Linked DNA regions of Homo sapiens: region 1 is linked to region 2. Evidence: chromatin loops called from intact Hi-C (ENCODE). Cell type or tissue: natural killer cell. All regions are shown on one strand. Each heading gives the region's core, and the rest is flanking DNA. Links, peaks and the distances in the headings are about the cores only.

The links. Hi-C counts contacts between places; a loop is a spot of excess contacts. Peaks named below come from ENCODE experiments on the same cell type or tissue, not always from the same donor. Only the 100,000 strongest peaks of a DNase experiment are listed, where the experiment ranks them.
Region 1: a loop joins it to region 2, with 4 times the contacts of the local background. A loop is called at or near these places in 3 of 110 quality-filtered maps.

Annotation. Positions count from the first base shown.
Region 1 is chr17:50,311,452-50,321,350 of GRCh38, reverse strand. No RefSeq gene overlaps it. Among named protein-coding and RNA genes, the nearest start is that of TMEM92-AS1, 29 kb to the right of the region's middle. RefSeq lists enhancers at 2,170-2,748, 2,749-3,328, 5,049-5,178, 9,425-9,899. In natural killer cell, for the core only: no CTCF peak of the experiment used is centred there; no DNase peak of the experiment used is centred there.
Region 2 is chr17:50,250,349-50,258,348 of GRCh38, reverse strand. It overlaps LOC105371822 (a long non-coding RNA gene), which reads right to left and starts at 1,736. Exons shown (of 6, transcript XR_007065844.1): 1 at 1,699-1,736; 2 at 503-610; 3 at 9-65. RefSeq lists an enhancer at 49-619. In natural killer cell, for the core only: no CTCF peak of the experiment used is centred there; no DNase peak of the experiment used is centred there.

The DNA.
Region 1 (9,899 bases), core at 1,900-9,899, 61 kb before region 2:
TCCCCCAGGATGTGATGTGGTTTTCGATTGGCTGGGGTGGGAGGCCATTTGAAAGGCTTCCATTTCACCTGCCTCACTATGATGGCTCTTACCCCACAGGCCAAGGAACCACTGGAAGAGTTCTGGCAATACTGGTTATGTTGATTCTAGTTATATATTAAGAGACCAGGGCCGGGCGCGGTGGCTCACACCTATATCCCAGCAGTTTGGGAGGCCGAGGCGGGCGGATCACTTAAGGCCAGGAGTTTGAGACCAGCCTGGGCAACATGGAGAAACCCCATCTCTACTAAAAATACAAAAATTAGCTGGGCATGGTGGCGCCTGCCTGTAATCTCAGTTACTCTGGTGGCTAAGGCAGGAGAATCGCTTGATCCCGGAAGGCAGAGGTTGCAGTAAGCTGAGATCGCACCTCTGCACTCCAGCCTGGGTGACGGAGCAAGATTCTGTCTCAAAAAAATAAATAAATAAATAAATAAATAAAGAGAGAGAGACCAGGAAAATGACTACCAGGTGGGTCTGTGGACCTAATGGACATACTGTGAAGCTGGTCATGGCTGGGACTATACTTATTACTTGACCCCATATTCCACCACCCTAATAAGGTGCCGTGATGATGCTTCAGTTTCCTTGGTATCAATGTCAATTTGGACTCTATGTTCAACAGTTCTCAAAAGATCTGCATTCTTTCCCCAGTGTATGATTACTCAAGTTCTCCCTGTGGAAGGGCTGGTGGAACCTTATCCTGTCCATATGCCAGCTGATGCAGTGTCTTTCTTCATTCAGGACGTTCTAGATCTTAACTTAGGCTGGAAACAGGACAAGGAATCATGACTTTTTGTTGGGTGGTTGATGTTTTAAAATAAGCTCTTGGGCCGGGCGCGGTGGTTCATGCCTGTAATCCCAACACTTTGGGAGGCTGAGGCAGGCGGATCATCTTAGGTCAGGAGTTTGAGACCAGCCCGACCAACAAGGAAAAGCCCCCATCTCTACTAAAAATACAAAATTAGCTGGGCTTGGTGGTGCATGCCTGTAATCCCAGCTACTTGGGAGGCTGAGGCAGGAGAATCGCTTGAACCCTGGAGGTGGAGGTTGTGGTGAGCTGAGATCACACCACTGCACTCCAGCCTGGGCAACAAGAGCAAAACTCTGTCTCAAAATAAATTAAAAAAATAAAATAAAATAAGCTGTTTTTGGCTGCTCATCTATCTTACCACTAGGAATATTATGTTCTATTAACCATTTCCGGCTTGGCATGGTAGCTCATACTTGTAATCCCAACACTTTGGGAGGCCAAGGCGGGCAGATCACTTGAGTGCAGGAGTTCAAGACCAGTCTGGGCAACACGGTGAAACCCCATCTTTACTATTAAAAATATATCTTAAAAAAGAAAGGAAAAAAACACCATTTACTTAGTTCTCTGCAGCAGGACCTCTGGCTGCCTCCCTGACCTTGCTGCTCAGTGTGAGAATCGTGCCCACCTTCTGACAGATAAGTGCTGCTATCAGAGGCGTTGAAACCAGAGCAACTCCATCTTGAATAGGGGCCGGGTAAAATGAGACCCACTGGGCTGCATTCCCAGACAGTTAGGCATTCTAAGTACAGGATGAGATAGGAGGTTGGCACAAGATATAGATCATAAAGACCTTGCTGATAAAACAGTTTTCAGTAAAGAAGCCGGCTAAATCCCACCAAAACCAAGATGGTGATGAAAGTGACCTCTGGTCGTCCTCACAGCTACACTACCATCAGCGCCATGACAGTTTACAAATGCCGTGGCAATGTCAGGAAGTTACCCTATACGGTCTAAAAAGGGGAGGCATGAATAATCCACCACCTGTTTAGCATATCATCAAGAAATAACCATAAGAATGGGCAACCAGCCACCCTCGGGGCTGCTCTGTCTATGGAGTAGCCATTCTTTTATTCCTCTACTTTCTTAATAAACTTGCTTTCACTTTACTCTACAGACTCACCCTGAATTCTTTCTTGCGTGAGATCCAAGAACCCTCTCTTGCGGTCTGGATCGGGACCCCTCTCCTGTAACACTGCCACTTGGCCTTGATTATTTTGGGCTCCTCTTATCCCTATTACTATCAGCTCCCCCCACCCCCACCACCCCGCTCTGTAACAGCATCTCCCACCCTCACGGCCTCCCCGAGAATGGCCAACGATAGACTTCTCGATGCTGCTGCTCCTCCTCCACCAGCACCTTCTTTACTGCTTTGGTAAAAGAGTGATTTATGGGCTCTCCCAGGGAACATAGTCAGCTGGGGAATTTGCAGGCCCGACACAGGCTGATCCGGTTGAGCAAACCCTCTCCTTTGATCCATTTGATCCCTTCTGCCATCTGCCATGCTGTTTGAACTTTTCTCCTTAACTTAGTTTGAGCCAGTGCTGTTTCTAGGCTTCCAAGAGCCATTCTAGCACCTTCTCCTGGGGTCCTTGCCAGGGGGTAAAATCCTGCATCACAGGAGCACACTCCTATTCAATATTCTTTCCTATCAAGCTCTATGTTTTGATCCTCATCCTCAGAATCCAGTCCCATCTCTACTCTCCTGAATCCTGCCAGCACATGTTGGCAAGTTCCTGCAGCTCCTCCAGGGTACAGTCTCATTCCTTCCTCAGCAGCAGGTCTGGCGCATCCCTGGCCGGTTTTGTTGTGACTTGATAGCTATTTGTCTGGTGGCCAGGAGGGAGGTGCATTTCATCTTGCAAAGCAGAGGCCCTGCACTATCTTCAAGCATGAGGGGAGTTTTAGCCCTTAACAGTGGGCAGGGGGCCGCTTCTGCAGGCCCAGTGGGTTCAGTGGAATCTGGAGATTCAAGATTTTTTTAGTGCATTGACCCAGATGTGCCATCCCAAGTCTCTGAGTTCTGATCCTTCTCTACTGGGGTATGACCTGACAGAGCGGACGTGCTCTGATTGAGAATCCAACCTCTCTGAAGCTGCATTACCCTTATAATGAAGCTTCGGGCTGATCCTTAGCTTTTTCTGCCCTCCAGCTACAGAGTCTCTATATGCTGCCAAGAGACTTTCACACTTTGTCTCAAACTGATGATTAAGTACTCTCAAACTTTCATTGTCTTCCTTTAAGCATTGCTAGCCCCAGAGCCATCTGATTTCACAGTCCTTATATTACTAGTTCACTCAAACCTCTCAAATGCCTGGGAATTTGCTTCCACCAGTGCCTCCCTTCCATCAGTTTCCCATCATTCCTGCACATCCCCAGTGAAAGTTTAAACAAGTACACCACGCTAGAATGCCAGGGGCAATTATTGCTCCACCTTCCAGCTCCAAACACCTATTTTAGAATCTGCTTCCTAAAAATTACTCCTGGCCTCAGCTGCCTCATGTCTGGGTCCCTCCCTGCCAATAGATTTGTGATGGATATTTACACGCTGGAAGTGACTGGGCCATGGTCTCAGAAACAATACTTGTAAGGTAGTAAACGAAGCAGGTTGAGCAGAGGGAGAAGTGGAAAAGTGGAACTGGGTTGCAGTTGCAGCACAGCCTCAACTGATGCTAAAGGGAGCTTTGGACCTGAGGTGGCCCTTCAGAGTTGTCTCAGATCTAGGCAGGAGGACTACGCTTTTGTACTTCTGCACTGACCAATCATTGGCAGATCACATAAAGCTTGGGCTAGGCGGAGGATAGTCTTTGGATGGGAATAAATAAAGCCTGGGCATTTATGAACATGAAACAATGCCTGAAGGCTCAGCTGCGAGAGCTGTGAGCCATCAGCAGCCAATCTTCCCTACAGCTGGAGAATGAGTGGTCTGGTTTTGAAGGGGAGAGAGAGAGGTAGTGCACTCTAGGAGCCACTGACCTGAGGAAGGGGTTGACCCAGCAGAAGACAGAGAGGAAGGGCATAAAGACACCAGGTTCTTGGTGACATCCTTTGAGCTGCAGGATGAAATCCTGCCTGAAGCCACATTTCAAGTATACATTTCAGGTAAGCATGTAGGCAAGTTCTCTTTGTTTAAGCCACGTGAGTTGGGATTTCTGCTGCTGGATAAAATCTTGCCTGAAGCGGCATTTTATTTGCACTTTTCTCTAAAGCATGCAGGCAAATTCTCCTTGTTTAAACCATGTGAATTGGGCTTTCTATCACTTGCAACATAAAGACTCTCCATGGGCTGGGCATGGTGACTCAGGCCTGTTATCCCAACACTTTGGGAGGCTGACAAGGGAGGATTGCTTGAGCTGAGTTCAAGACCAACCTGGGCAACATAGTGAGACCTCATCTCTACTACAAATTTAAAAAAATCAGCTGGACATAATGGTGCACGCCTGTAGTCCCCGCTACTCGGGAGACTGAGGTGGAAGGATCACTTGAGCCCAGGAGATCAAAGCTTCAGTGAGCCATGATTGTACTACTGCACTCCAGCCTGGGTGACAGAGTGAGACCCTGTGTCAGAAAAAAGAAAAGAAAAGAAAAGGCCAGACACAGTGGCTCATGCTTGTAATCTCAGCACTTTGGGAGGCCAATGTGGGAGGATTACTTGAGCCCAGGAGTTCAAGACCAGCCTGGGCAACATAGTGAGACCCCATCTTTAAAAAAAAAAAAAAAAGAGTATCCATGAATTCAAGTACAAACTTTAACAGTTTATTGCCTTTTTAAAAATCAAAAGCTAAAATTAAATTTGTGATTTGGAAAATTTATTAGTAAAAAAGGTTTCTGCATAAATTAATGATGGTTCTTTTCTTGCTCCATAGTGCTACCTGAATACGGACTGAAAATTACTTATGGAAATATTTACAAGCTTATACTGCAGTGTAATTGGTGCTTGTTTGAGTGCTTCATTAATATTTAATTTTGCATCATTTCTTGAGCTAACTCATTGGCACATTTTCAGCATTCCACTGACAGACTTAACATAAATCACATTAATAATAAATGGCATGAGAGCTTTTTGTATTTCTTTTCTGAGCTATCATTTAAAGATAATTTTCTATGACAGGGAATTTTAAATGTACTATTAAAGATAAGACTTTCTTAATGTCTACTTCAGCAACCAACAGGAAATACAATGTGATTTTAATTACATTTATGTCTTGGGTTTTGACACAGTGCTTTCTGCTATTAACTCTTGTGAAGTGTACGTCTTCATAAAGCATTTTCAGCCATCCATGAAAAGACAGACTTGCTCAGACAAGTACTCGAAACTTAAACTATACAAGCAACTCCATGACATGAAGCAAGACAGATGTTTCTTTGTGGGAACTGGGGCTGGTCATGCTTGTCCGAGTGGCAAGGACCTAAATTCTTTAGGTGGCCAATATTTCTGTAGTCAGACAGTCTCCCCAAAGCCAGAAAGAGTGGAACCCACAAATTCCCTGGTCTCAGAAGAGAACATCAGCTTAGCTTGGCAGGGCTGTCTTAGGAGCCTGTCTCTGCAGGCTCACTGTGCTCATTTCTAAATGTACACCTGCAAAAGCATGAAATTAACACTTTAAACAAGTCACATTTGCCAATAAATAATTCAAAAGTTTTATGTGGAAAAGAGAAAATATGATAAACCACTGAAAGCGTATCTTTAAAATGCATGTCATAATTAAGAATTAACCACCAAAATTTAAAAAAAAAACCCTTAAAATAGTTTAAAATTCTTTTTTTTTTTGAGACGGAGTCTTGCTATGTCACCCAGGCTGGAGTGCAGTGGCGTGATCTCAGCTCACTGCAAGCTCCACCTCCCAGGTTCACGCCGTTCTCCTGCCTCAGCCTCCCTAGCAGCTGGGACTACAGGCGCCTGCCACCACACCCAGCTGTTTTTTTGTATTTTTAGTAGAGACGGGGTTTCACCATGTTAGCCAGGATGGTCTCAATCTCCTGACCTCATGATCCACCTGCCTCGGCCTCCCAAAGTGCTGGGATTACAGGCGTGAACCACTGCACCTGGCCAAAATAGTTTAAAATTCTTAAAAAACATTTATGGCAAAGCACATGGATACTGAAATTAAACACAAAAATGATTTCCCCCCCCCATATTGCTTGTAGAACAGTCAGGATTCTTTTGATTGCGAGTGACAGAAATCCAGTATAAAAGGCAATAGTAGATTAAAATAACCAAAAATGCCTGTTTTGTTACAAGTAAGAATAGGGGCCAGGCGTTATGGCTCACGCCTGTAATCCCAGCACTTTGGGAGGCCGAGGCGGGCAGATCACTTGAGTCCAGGAGTTCAAGACAGCCTGAGCAACCCCGTCTCTACGAAAATAAAAAAATTAGCTGGTTGCGGTGGTGAGTACCTGTAGTCCCAGCAACTTAGGAGGCTGAGGTGGGTGGATCAATTGAGCCTGGGAGGTTGCACCACTGCACTCCAGCCTGGGAGACAGAGCAAGACCCTGTCTCAAAAAAAAAAAAAGATGAAATTCTTCCTCCACTCCCCTACATCTCATCCCCACTTCCAAGGGGATCCTAGAGGGCTGTCATAGTTATTGGTTTTGTGTGCTCATCAGCCTTCTTCCGGTATTAGCACCCCTGTTTTGCAGCAAGTGCGCCCACCTCCCTGGAGTCCTGGTGAGGGTGCTGTCAATCACAGTGCCCACTGGCTTCTGCTCCAGCATGGACATGTGACTCAGGCTGAGCTAGCACCTAACATCTGCTTTCCTGTTCTGACAGTTGCCACCTCCCCACTCCCCATGACTTGAATTTGTGGAGCCACAGCTAATCCCTGAAGCCAGAAAGAGTAGAACCCACAAATTCTCTGATGTCAGAAGAGAACATCAGCTTAGCTTGGCAGGGCTGTCTTAAGAGCCTGTCTCTGAGGGCTCACCGGGCTGGTTTCTAAATGTGCACCCACCATCTGTTGGATGATTCATACCCGGCTGGATACAAAGTCGGGGCTCCATTCGGGTCTTTGGACTTGAATTCATTCCAAAATCAAAGGTGTCAAGATTGGTGGCTTAAAATTCTAGAATCATTTTGGGAAATGAGGACGGCATTTGCCCTTGTACAATCTCTTGATGTGTCTCCCATTTTTATAAAAGTGAAAAGGAAGTTCTGAGAGGCTCCCTGAGGCAACTCCTTCCCCATCTGGGATTGCGCCCCTCCAGACCAGAGACTGAGCGCCCCTGAGGGGCTCCCACCCCGACTCCTCTCCCCCAAGACATGCTGGACAGGGCTGATGGGCTATCTTCCCTCTTCCTTCTTCCCTTCCTTTTCTTTCCCCGCTGTTTTTAAACTTCATTTGCAGACATTTGAGTTAGTTAATCATATGCCTTAGTTCATGGCACTTTCTCATCACTAGTCCATGTAAGTCCCCTCTCTTGTTTGTAATTATTCTCTTTTATCCACATATCCTATCCCAGTCTCCAGCCCCTCCCCATCATAGGCACATGTTCTTTTTTTGTTTTTGAGGCAGGGTCTTGCTCTGTTGCCCAGGCTGGAGTTCAGTGGCATGATCACGGCTCCTGCATTCTCTGCCTGGTCCCAGGCTCAAGTGATCCTCTGGCCTCAGCCTCCCAAGTAGCTGGGGACTACAGGCACATGCCACCAATGCCAGCTAATTTTTGTATTTTTTGTAGAGACAGGGTTTTGCCATGTTGGCGAGGATGGTCTCAAATTCCTGGGCTCAAAGTGATCCGCCTGCCTCGGCCTCCCAAAGTGCTGGGATTACAGGCATGAGCCACCGCGCCTGGCCATAGGCTCATAATCTGTGAGTCTTTCATTTGCATGTATTCTTGTACAGGGAGTATTGATGTTTTGTATTTTTTCTAGGCATACATTTTAAATGTTCACAAATGCTATCGGGTTATATATCTCATTCTGTTGCTTGTTTGTTTCACCCATTCTTATATTTCTGAGATCGGTCCATGTGGCCCTGGGTGCATCTAATCCATTGCTTCTAACTTTGTAAAGTACTCCATGGTGTGTGTGCTGAGTAATCTTCATCTGCCCCCAGGGCCCATTTCCCACCTTCCAGTTGGGTTTGGTCTTTGAAAGGCACCATAAGAGATCAGAGGGTAGGCACAAGTAAGGTGGGATATTGATTTGACTAGACAGGCTGGGCATAGCAGTGGTGGCATTATTCTCCCAACGGCCACAGCTCCTGCCCAGAGGCTCTCTCCTACAGCCTGGGGACCGCCTCCTGCCCTTACCCTCAGGCATGGTGGAGGCAAGAGTGCCCCATGGATGCTTGTCTGAGGGTGCTTCCCTGCCCCTTGTTGGTATCCCTAAACGCCACCCACATCATATACGTTATTCCATCATGGAACTCTTCTCAGTCGTCCTGCGGAATCAGACTTATTCAGCATGGATTTGCCACATGTGTTCCTCTTTGCCCACCCAGTGGTAGACTCCTGCCTTGCCACTAACTCCCTGCCACCACACCTATCTCCAGGAGAAACAGCTTCACTCTTCTTTTCACCTCTGGTCCTTTCCTTTCCAGGTGGGGTGCATTCCCCTGACTCCTGCAGCTGTGGCATCTAGGAGAGGGGCCCATCCTTGTCTTTCTAATCACCTGACCCAGCGGTTCTCAACCAGGCGTCATGTCAGCCCCATGGGACATTTGGCAATGTCTGGGGACATTTTGCTGGTCATGACTGGGAGGTGGGGGTGATGAGATGCTGTGGACATCCAGTGGGTGGAGGCCAGGGATGCTGCTCAGTCCATTCCTCCAAAGCATAGGACAGCCCCTCCATGGCAAAGACGTACCTGGTACTGAATGTCAGTGGCACTGAAGTGGAGCAGCTCTGAGTTAACACAAAACCACTTGGACTTTAGATTTAATCCTTTCCTGGGCTTTTGATTAGTTCTTGGGGAGGTGGCGGGAGACCTCCTGAGATCTTGCTTCATGCTGCCTGTGAAAGCAGCTTTGTTAGGCTAAGCTCCTGGCCTCGCTCCACCCTCTCCCTCATTCCTCCCCAGGGCAGGAGGTGTGACATCTGATTCTCAAGTTTCTGAGTTTCCACGGAGGAGCCAGGCAGGCCCTCCCAGCTCCTTCCCTCTGCGTGGGAGCTGGGTGCCCATGGGAAGCCCACATTTAGCATAGTAAGCTACAGAGGACCATTTGCCCAGCACTGCCTGTGACCAGGGGACAGGTCAGCCTGGTTCCGGGGTACAATGTTGGGAAATCTGTTGTTGTTGCTCAGCTAAGCCATGCTCTTTTCCAGCTGTGACAGTAATAAAGCTGACTTTATTTAAATTTTTTTTTTTTTTTTATAGATAGACTCTTTCTCTGTCACCCAGGCTGGAGTGCAGTGGCGTGATTGTAGCTCACTGTAACCTCAAACTCCTGGGCTTAAGCAGATCTCCCACTTCAGCCTCCCAAGTAGCTGGGACTACAGGTGTGCATCACCATGCCTAGCTACTTTTAAAAATTTTTCATAGAGATGGGATCTTGCTGTGTTGCCCAGGATGGTCTCAAACTCCTGGCCTCGAGTGATCCTTCTGCCCTCAGCCTCCCAAAGCACTAGGAATATAGGCGTTAGCTACCACATCCAGCCAAAGCTGACATTGTGATTGTCATCTACCTAGCTTCTTTGCCAATCTCTCATCTGGTTCAGAGCTGCAGGAGAGAACATCATAAAGTGTAATTCACTGGGACTCTTCAATGCCAACAGTCACTTTAATATCACTGGAACCTCCCTCTCTGCCTCAGGCCAGTCCAGGCAAACACGCAGTAGGGCACCGGGATTAGGAGCACTGGCCCATTGTTAGTGCATGGGGATTCCCCATTTACACCTGATAGGAGAAAATGGCCTAGCCAGGTTAAGTGGAAGCAGCGGAGTGCTGGCTCAGGTGTCCGACCAGCATAGGTGGTGCTGAACACAGGGGCTCAGATGATTCACTCAGGACCAGTTCCTCTCTTCCCATTGCTTGGTTTCTTTCTTCTGTGTTGACCATACCCTCAGGAAGGCTCTCCTCTTAGAGTGGCTGCCAGCAGCAACCAGACTTTAT
Region 2 (8,000 bases), core at 1-8,000:
ATACTGACCTTGGGGTGTCTGTGAGGGCCACATGGGATGATGTACAGAAAAGGCTTCTCATGTCCCTGGATGTTCAGGAAATATCCAGCAGTTGCCTGTGGAACCCTCCCCTCCTAGTACACAGCTCACCTCCCACTTAGGCAAAGTCTGAATGCTGAGAAAGCCTGTCCCAGGTCTGACTCGGCCCCCTCCTGCTGCAGCTTGACAGCACTTCCTTGGAAGACCCTCGGGGGATTTTAAATCACCCTTGGGAGACTGCTCTAGAGACAGGCCCAGGGAAGGAGGGTGCTACGAGCCTGAGGCTGAACCCAAGCCCAGTCCGACCTCCTCCCTGGCCCGGCCCCTCCACTTCAGCTGAGGCAGGACTTCCCACTGGGCCTAGAGAGCCACGTCGAAGTAAGAGGGCTGGGAAGGGGGTTGTGAGCAGGGGGCAGCCTCTCCCCGGCCAGGCCCCGCCTGCCCCTGGACTTCCCTGCCAGGACAGCCTCCCAGCCACGCTCACCCTCTCCGCCTCAGCAGTACCAGGGGGAGCGCTTCGATTTTTCCACCAGAGGAGCCAAGAGCGAATGAGAAACAAATCCAGCTCGACTGCCTGTCCCACTGCCTGCCCCTGCAGTGCATGGAGGGAGGGGAGAGTGAGCCCCCAGCCCTTTCCCTGCCTCCATTCCTAGGCACCAGCACCCAGGGGCGAAAGTCTCAGCCCCCTGGTTAGAGGGCGGGCAGTGGGTGCAGGACCTCCCTGGCCCACACCCACCATGAGGCGGAAAGTCTGGGGCCTTGGCTTATTGCTCCCCACCCCAGCCTTGGACAAGAACAAACACTGGAGGCTGCCCCCCCACTCCCCACTGCAAGTCTTGGGCTGGGGCCTCCATGTTGCGGGGGAGGGACAGAGTTGGATGGGGGTACAGTCACTGCTCTCAGATGGCCCCAGCTAGATAAAGAGATGGGGCCTCCATGACGCCTCCCGCTCTTCTCACTGAACTCTTTCCCCGCGGAGGGTCCCTCCCTTCACTGAGCCTCTTCCCCACATTTGGCCCCCTCCTCCACCTGAGCCCCAGTCCCTCACTGCATCCCATCCCTTCTCCATCTGCCCACACCACCGGGGCTGCCCTGCCCCTCTCCAGCTTCTCCACAGGGAGGTAGGCAGGACCCTACCACAATCCTATACCCCCAACAAGCAAGCTTGCTGGCTTCCCCCCACCCCCACCTGCAACCCCTGCTGTCCCCCAGGCTCAGAGGGCCCTACCCTCCTGCTCTGCCACCCACAGTCCCTGTTCTCCCTGGGCTGCCTCCACCTCCCACTTGATGAACTTCCTTCCCATCCACCGACAAATACACACTAGTGTCCCCCCACCATCCTGCGCTCCTGAGCCCCCAGATCACCTCTGGGCTCTCTCCTCCCCACCCCAGCCTCAATTTTTTTTGCAAGCACGGTCTCTACTTCCATCAATGTGGCTTACAGGTGAGACCCTGGAAAGAGCCACACCCAGGAATAAGGGCAAACTGGACCTAGACCAGCTTCACTGCATCAAGATGACTTCCCTGTATGCTATCTGGCTACCAGGAGGCAATCAAATTCTCCCTGAAAGAAGATGACATCAGCCACAGCCTCTACAGTCTGTCACCCGCAACATCCAACATTCCACAAAATTTGGCCAGGCAGCTCTCTTCCTCTTCCTCCTCCTCTTTCTTCCCCACCTTCTTCCTCCTCTCCTCCGTTTTCTTCTCTATTTCTTCTTCCTTTTCCTTCTTCTTTCTCCTCCTCTTCTTCCCCTCCTCCTCCTTTTTCTTCTTCCGTTTCTTTTCCTTTCCTTCCCTTCAAAAACAATTCAGTCTTCTGGTTGACATTAAACACAACAAAACAAAAACAATTCAGTCCAGAAGATATTGGGGAGGGTGGAGTAAGCAGGGGTCCCCAGGGGTAGGGTGGATGGGAGATGCAGTGGCTCAGCAAATGGTTCTGGAGCTCAAGTTAAGTGAGGAGGGTGTTGCCGATGTTGGGGGTGGCCAGAGCAGGAGAAAGAGGGACAGAGGAGGACATCCAAGTGGGAGGGCAGCCCAGTGTGGGATGTTAAAACCCAAGCAAGGTAGGGAGGATGTCCACTTGGGTCCCAGCTCAGCAAGGGAGAGTGAGTCATGAGAAAGGTGAAGAGGGCATCTGGCCAGGGTAGTGGCCAAGCCCCAAGAAGGGGAGTTCAAGGGGGATGAGAAGGGCATTCCTGCAGGAGTGGGCAGGGCATCCAGGGGGAGCTCGATGTGCAACCTCAGAGCCTGAGTGGAGGAGCACGTCCATGTGGGGAGGTGAGGGTAGGGTGGCCCCAGGCAGAGTGTCAGAGCCCACGAAGGCTGAGGGTTGCTTCCGTGTGGGTAAAGACGTGGCATGCTGGAGTCTGAGGGACAAAGAGGCATCCATGTTGTAGGCTGGCCCAGGGCAGGGTGTCAGAGCCCAGGATCGCTGAGGAGGGTCTGGGTGGGGTGGAGGGCATGGGATATCGGTTGCCGTGGAGGCTAAAGCAAATCCATCTTGGATACTAATCTGCCATGTTGACTTCTGAGTAACCCCAGTTCCAGGGATGCGTCTAAGATATCTACTTTAACTACTGTTAGCTAAATCTTGCCCTTAGGCATCTGCACATAGCATTCTTGCCTTTCCCCAGGGGGCCGATTTCAACTGTCCTAACATTGCCGCCCTGTGGTATACAAGCCCTGGGGTTGGGGGGCAACAGTGTGGGGATCCGCCATTTTGCTTGCTGATGTCAGACGTGACTTCTCGTTTTAATTCCTTGTTAAATGTTTCTTTCTGAGAAACTGGGTTTGTCAGCCTCTTTCTTTAGCCTCTCAGCTTCCTCACTTTTGGGAATAGCTTCATTACCTTTGGGGATAGGTTTGCCTGGACCTGCCCACTGCAGAACAGTTATATTCAGTAGAACTGACCCAGTGAGAAAAAGTGAGCTAGGTTTCTCACTGTTGGCAAAGAGAATTATAATATGGAAAAGAAGCCTGGGTGCAGGGGCCTATGCCTGTAATCCCAACACTCTGGGAGGCCAAGATGGGCAGATCATTTGAGCCTAAGAGTTCAAGACCAGCCTGGGCAATGTGGTGAGACCTTGTCTCTACAAACAATACAAAAAATTTGCTGGACGCAGGGGTACGTTCCTGTAGTCTCAGCTACTCAGAAGGCTGAGGTGGGAGGATCGCTTGAGCCCAAGAGGTCAAAGCTGAGGTGAGGCATGATCAGGCCACTGCATTCCAGCCTGAGTGACAGAGTGAGACCCTATCTCGAAAGAAAAGAGAAGAGAAGAGAAGAGAAGAGAAGAGGAGGAGGAAACAAGAATGAACTCTCTGATGTTCTCACCTGTAATCCTATACACCTGGATTGGAATTGGAGGTAATGGGAAGAACTCATTATTTCCAAAATACATGGAGAGATGTAGAGGCTGGGTGCAGTGGCTCATGCCTATAATCCCAACACTTTGGGAGACCGAGGTGGGAGGATCACTTGAGACCAGGCATTTGAGACCATCTTGGGTAACATAGTGAGATCCCATCTCTACGAAACAAGAATAAACAAAATAGCCAGGTGTAGAAATAAATATTGATGCAAATGCATGTATGTATGTGTTTATGTTGTGTGTGCATGTGTCAATGTGTGTATACTTATGTGTATACATACAGATATTTTCTGGCTTTATCCATTGAGAGGGCCTGGGAGCCATGACATATTAATAATAATGAGTGTAGTTAGCACCCAAGCCTTTTTTTTTTTTTTTTGAGATGGAGTCTCACTTTGTCACCAGCTGGAGTGTGGTGGCACAATCTCGGCTCACTGCAACCTCCACCTCCCTGGTTTAAGTGATTCTCCTGCCTCAGCCTCCCGAGTAGCTGGGATTACAGGAATCTGCCACCAAGCCCGGCTAATTTTTATATTTTTAGTAGATACGGGGTTTCACCCTGTTGGCCAGGATGGTCTCTATCTCTTGATCCACCCGTGATCCACACGCTTCAGCCTCCCAAAGTGCTGGGATTACAGGCATGAACCACCACGCCCAGCGCCTTTTTTTTTTTAAATCAGCTTACATCATGCTTTGATAGCACCCAAGTCTTTTTTTTTTTTTTTTTTTTTTGAGAAGGAGTTTCATTCTTGCTGCCCAGGTTGGAGTGCAATGGCATGACCTTGGCTCACTTCAACCTCTGCCTCCCGGGTTCAAGCGATTCTCCTGCCTCAGCATCCTGAGTAGCTGGGATTACAGGCATGTGCCACAACGCCCGGCTAATTTTGTATGTTTAGTAGAGACGGGGTTTCAGCATGTTGGTCGGGCTGGTCTCGAACTCCCAACCTCAGGTGATCTGCCTGCCTCAGCCTCCCAAAGTGCTGGGATTATAGGCGTGAGCCACCGCACCCTCCGACAGCACCCAAGTCTTAATGTCTAAGTGCCATTGTCCACTGGAAGAAACCAGGGCTCCTTAGCAAAATGGCTAATTACAGGGATAAGGCAGGGAAAGTACAAGATAAGCCTGAATCCTCTTGTGCCAGAAAATAAAGTGCTCAGAAATGATTAAACAGAGTGATCATAGGAACCAGCAATTCCATTCCTAAGGATACCCAAGAGAAATGAAAACCTATGTTTGTACAAAACTTGTGCAGGCTTACCTTGTTTTATTGCACTTCATTTTAGTGTGCTTCACAGATAATGCAGTTTTCACAAATCAAAGGTTAGCGCCAACACTGCACTGAGCAAGCCTATTGGCTTCATTTTTCCAACAGCATGTGCTCACTTTGTGTCTCTGTCACTTCCGGTAATTCTCAGAATATTTCAAACTTTTTCATTAGTACTGTATCTATCTGTTATGATGATCTGTGATCAGTGGTCTTTGATGTTACTATTGCAATTGTTTTGGAATTCCATGAACCATGCCCATAGAAGATGACAAGCTTAATCAATCAATGTTGTGTGTGTTCTGATTGCTCCGTCAACCAGCCATTTCTCCATCTCTCTCCCTCTCTTTGACCTCCCTGTGTCCTGAGACAAAACACTATTGAAATCAGGCCAGTTAATAACCTTACAATAACCTCTAAATGTTCAAGTGAAAGGAACAATCACACATCTCTCACTTTAAATCAAAGCTAAAAATTATTAAACTCATTAAGAAAGGCATGTTGAAAGCTGAGATAGGCCAAAAGCTAGGCCTCTTCTGCCAAATGGTTAGCTAAGTTGTGAATGCAAATAAGAGTTCTTGAAGAAAATTAAAAGTACTACTCCAGTGAACACACGAATGATAAAAAACTGAAATAGCCTTATGCTGCTGATATAGAGAAAGGTTTAGTGATAGAAGATCAAACAGCCACAACATTCCCTTAAGCCAAAGCCTAATCCAGGGCAAGGCCTCTTCAATTCTATGAAGGCTGAGAGAAACGAGGAAGCTGCAGAAGAAAAGTTACAAGTTACCAGCGGTTGGTTCATGAAGTTTAAGGAAATAAGCTGTCTCCAAAACATAAAAGTACAAGGTGAAGCAGCAACTGCTAATGGAGAAGCTGCAGCAAGTTATTCAGATCTAGCTAAGATCACTGATGAAGGTGGCTACACTAAACAACAGACTTTCTTTTTCTTTCTTTTTTTTTTTTTGAGATGAAGTCTCGCTCTGTCGCCAGGCGGAAGTGCAGTGGTGCAGTGGCATGATCTCGGCTCACTGCAACCTCCGCCTCCTGGGTTCAAGCGATTCTCCTGCCTCAGCCTCCCGAGTAGCTGGGACTACAGGTGCACGCCACTACACCCAGCTAATTTTTGTATTTTTAGTAGAGGTGGGGTTTCACCATGTTGGCCAGGATGGTCTTGATCTTTTGACCTCGTGATCTGCCCACCTAGGCCTCCCAAAGTGCTGGGATTACAGGCATGAGCCACTGTGCCTGGTTCCCAGACTTTCGATGTAGATAAAACAGCCTTCTATTGGAAGAAGATGCTACCTAGGACTTTCACAGCTAGAGAGGAGAAGGCAATGCTTGGTTTCAAAGCTTCAAAAGACAGGCTGACTCTCTTGTTAGGGACCAATGCAGCTGATGACTTTAAGTTGAAGCCAATGCTCAATTACCATCGCAAAAACCCTAGGGTTGTTGTCTGGGTGCAGTGGCTCATGCCTGTAAACCCAGCACTTTGAAAGGCCAAGGCAGGTGGATTGCCTGAGGTCAGGAGTTCGAGACCAGCCTGGCCAACATGGTGAAACCCCATCTCTACCAAAAAATACAAAAATTAGCTGGGGGTGGTGGCCTGCACCTGTAGTCCCAGCTACTGGGGAGGTTGAGGTGGTAGGATCTTTTGAAACTGGGAGGCAGAGTTGCAGTGAGCCGACATCACACCATTGTACACCAGCCTGGGCAATAGAGTAAGACCCTGTCTTGAAACAAAAAACAAAAAAACCCAAGCCCTAGTCTTGTTAAGAATGATGCTATATCTACTCTGCCTGCGGTCTAGGAATTGAACAACAAAACCTGGATGACAGCACATCTGTTTACAGAAACGTTTACTGAATATTTTAAGCCCATTGTTGAGGCCTACTGTTTAGAATAAGATTTCTTTCAAGATACTACTGCTCATTGACAATGTACCTGATCACCCAAGAGCTCTGATGGAGATGTACATGGAGATTAATGTTGTTTTCCTGCCTGCGAACACAGCATCCATCTTGCAGCCCACAAAACAAGGAGTAATTTTTACTTTTAAGTCTTATCATTGAAGGAATTTATTTCCTAAAGCTATAGGAAATGCCAGAGATAGTGATTCCTCTGCTGGATCTGGGCAAGGTAAAGCTTCTGGAAGGGATTCACCATTCTAGATACCATGGAGAACATTTATGATTCATGGGAGGAGGTCAAAACACTAACATTAATAGGAGTTTGGAAGAAGTTGATTCCAATCCTAATGAATGACTTTGAGGGATTCAACAGTTCAGTGGAGGAAGTAACTGCAGATGTGGTTGAAATAGCAAGGAACTAGAATTGGTAGTGGAGCCTGATGATGTGACTGAATTGCTGCGATCTCATGGTAAAACTTGCACAGATGAGGAAATGCTTCTTATGGATGAGCCAAGAAAGTGGGTTTTTGAGATGGAATCTATTCCTGGGGAAGATGCTGTGAACATTGTGGAAACAACAACAAAGGATTTAGAATATTTCATAAACTTAGCTGATAAAGCAGCAGTAGGGTTTGAGAGAATTGACTACAATTTTGAAAGAAGTTCTACTGGTGTAAAATGCTTTCAAATAGTGTCACATGTTACAGAAAAATCTTTCTCGAAAGAGTCAATCGATGTAGCAAACTTCACTGTTGCTTTATTTTAAGAAATTGCCAATTGCCACAGCCACCCCAACCTTCAGCAGCCACCACCCTGACCAGTCAGCAGCTATCACCATGGAGGTAAGACCATTCATCAGCAAAAAGATTATGACTTGCTGAAGGCTCAGGTGATTGTTAACATTGTTAACTTTTCTTTTTTTTAAGCAATAATGTATTTTCTTTCTTTCTCTTTCTTTCTTACTTTCTTTCTTTCTTTCTTTCTTTCTTTCTTTCTTTCTTTCTTTCTCTTTCTTTCTTTCTTTCTCTCTTTCCTTCCTTCATTCTTTCCTTCCTTCCTTTCTTTATTTTTTTTAAATAGAGATGAGTTCTCACTATGTTGCCCAGGGTGGTCTTGATTTCCTGAGTTCAAGTGATCCTCCCACATTACTTTTTTTTTTTTTTGAGACAGAGTCTCACTCTGTCGCCCAGGCTGGAGTGCAGTGGTGCGATCTTGGCTCACTGCAACATTTGCCTCCTGGGTTCAAGCGATTCTCCTGCCTCAGCCTCCTGAGTAGCTGGGATTATAGGTGTACATCAACATACCTGGCTAATTTTTCTATTTTTAGTAGAGACGGGGTTTCACCATGTTGGCCAGGCTGGTCTCGAACTCCTGGCCTCAAGTGATCTGCCAGCCTTGGCTTCCCAAAGTCCTGGGATTATAGGAGTGAACCA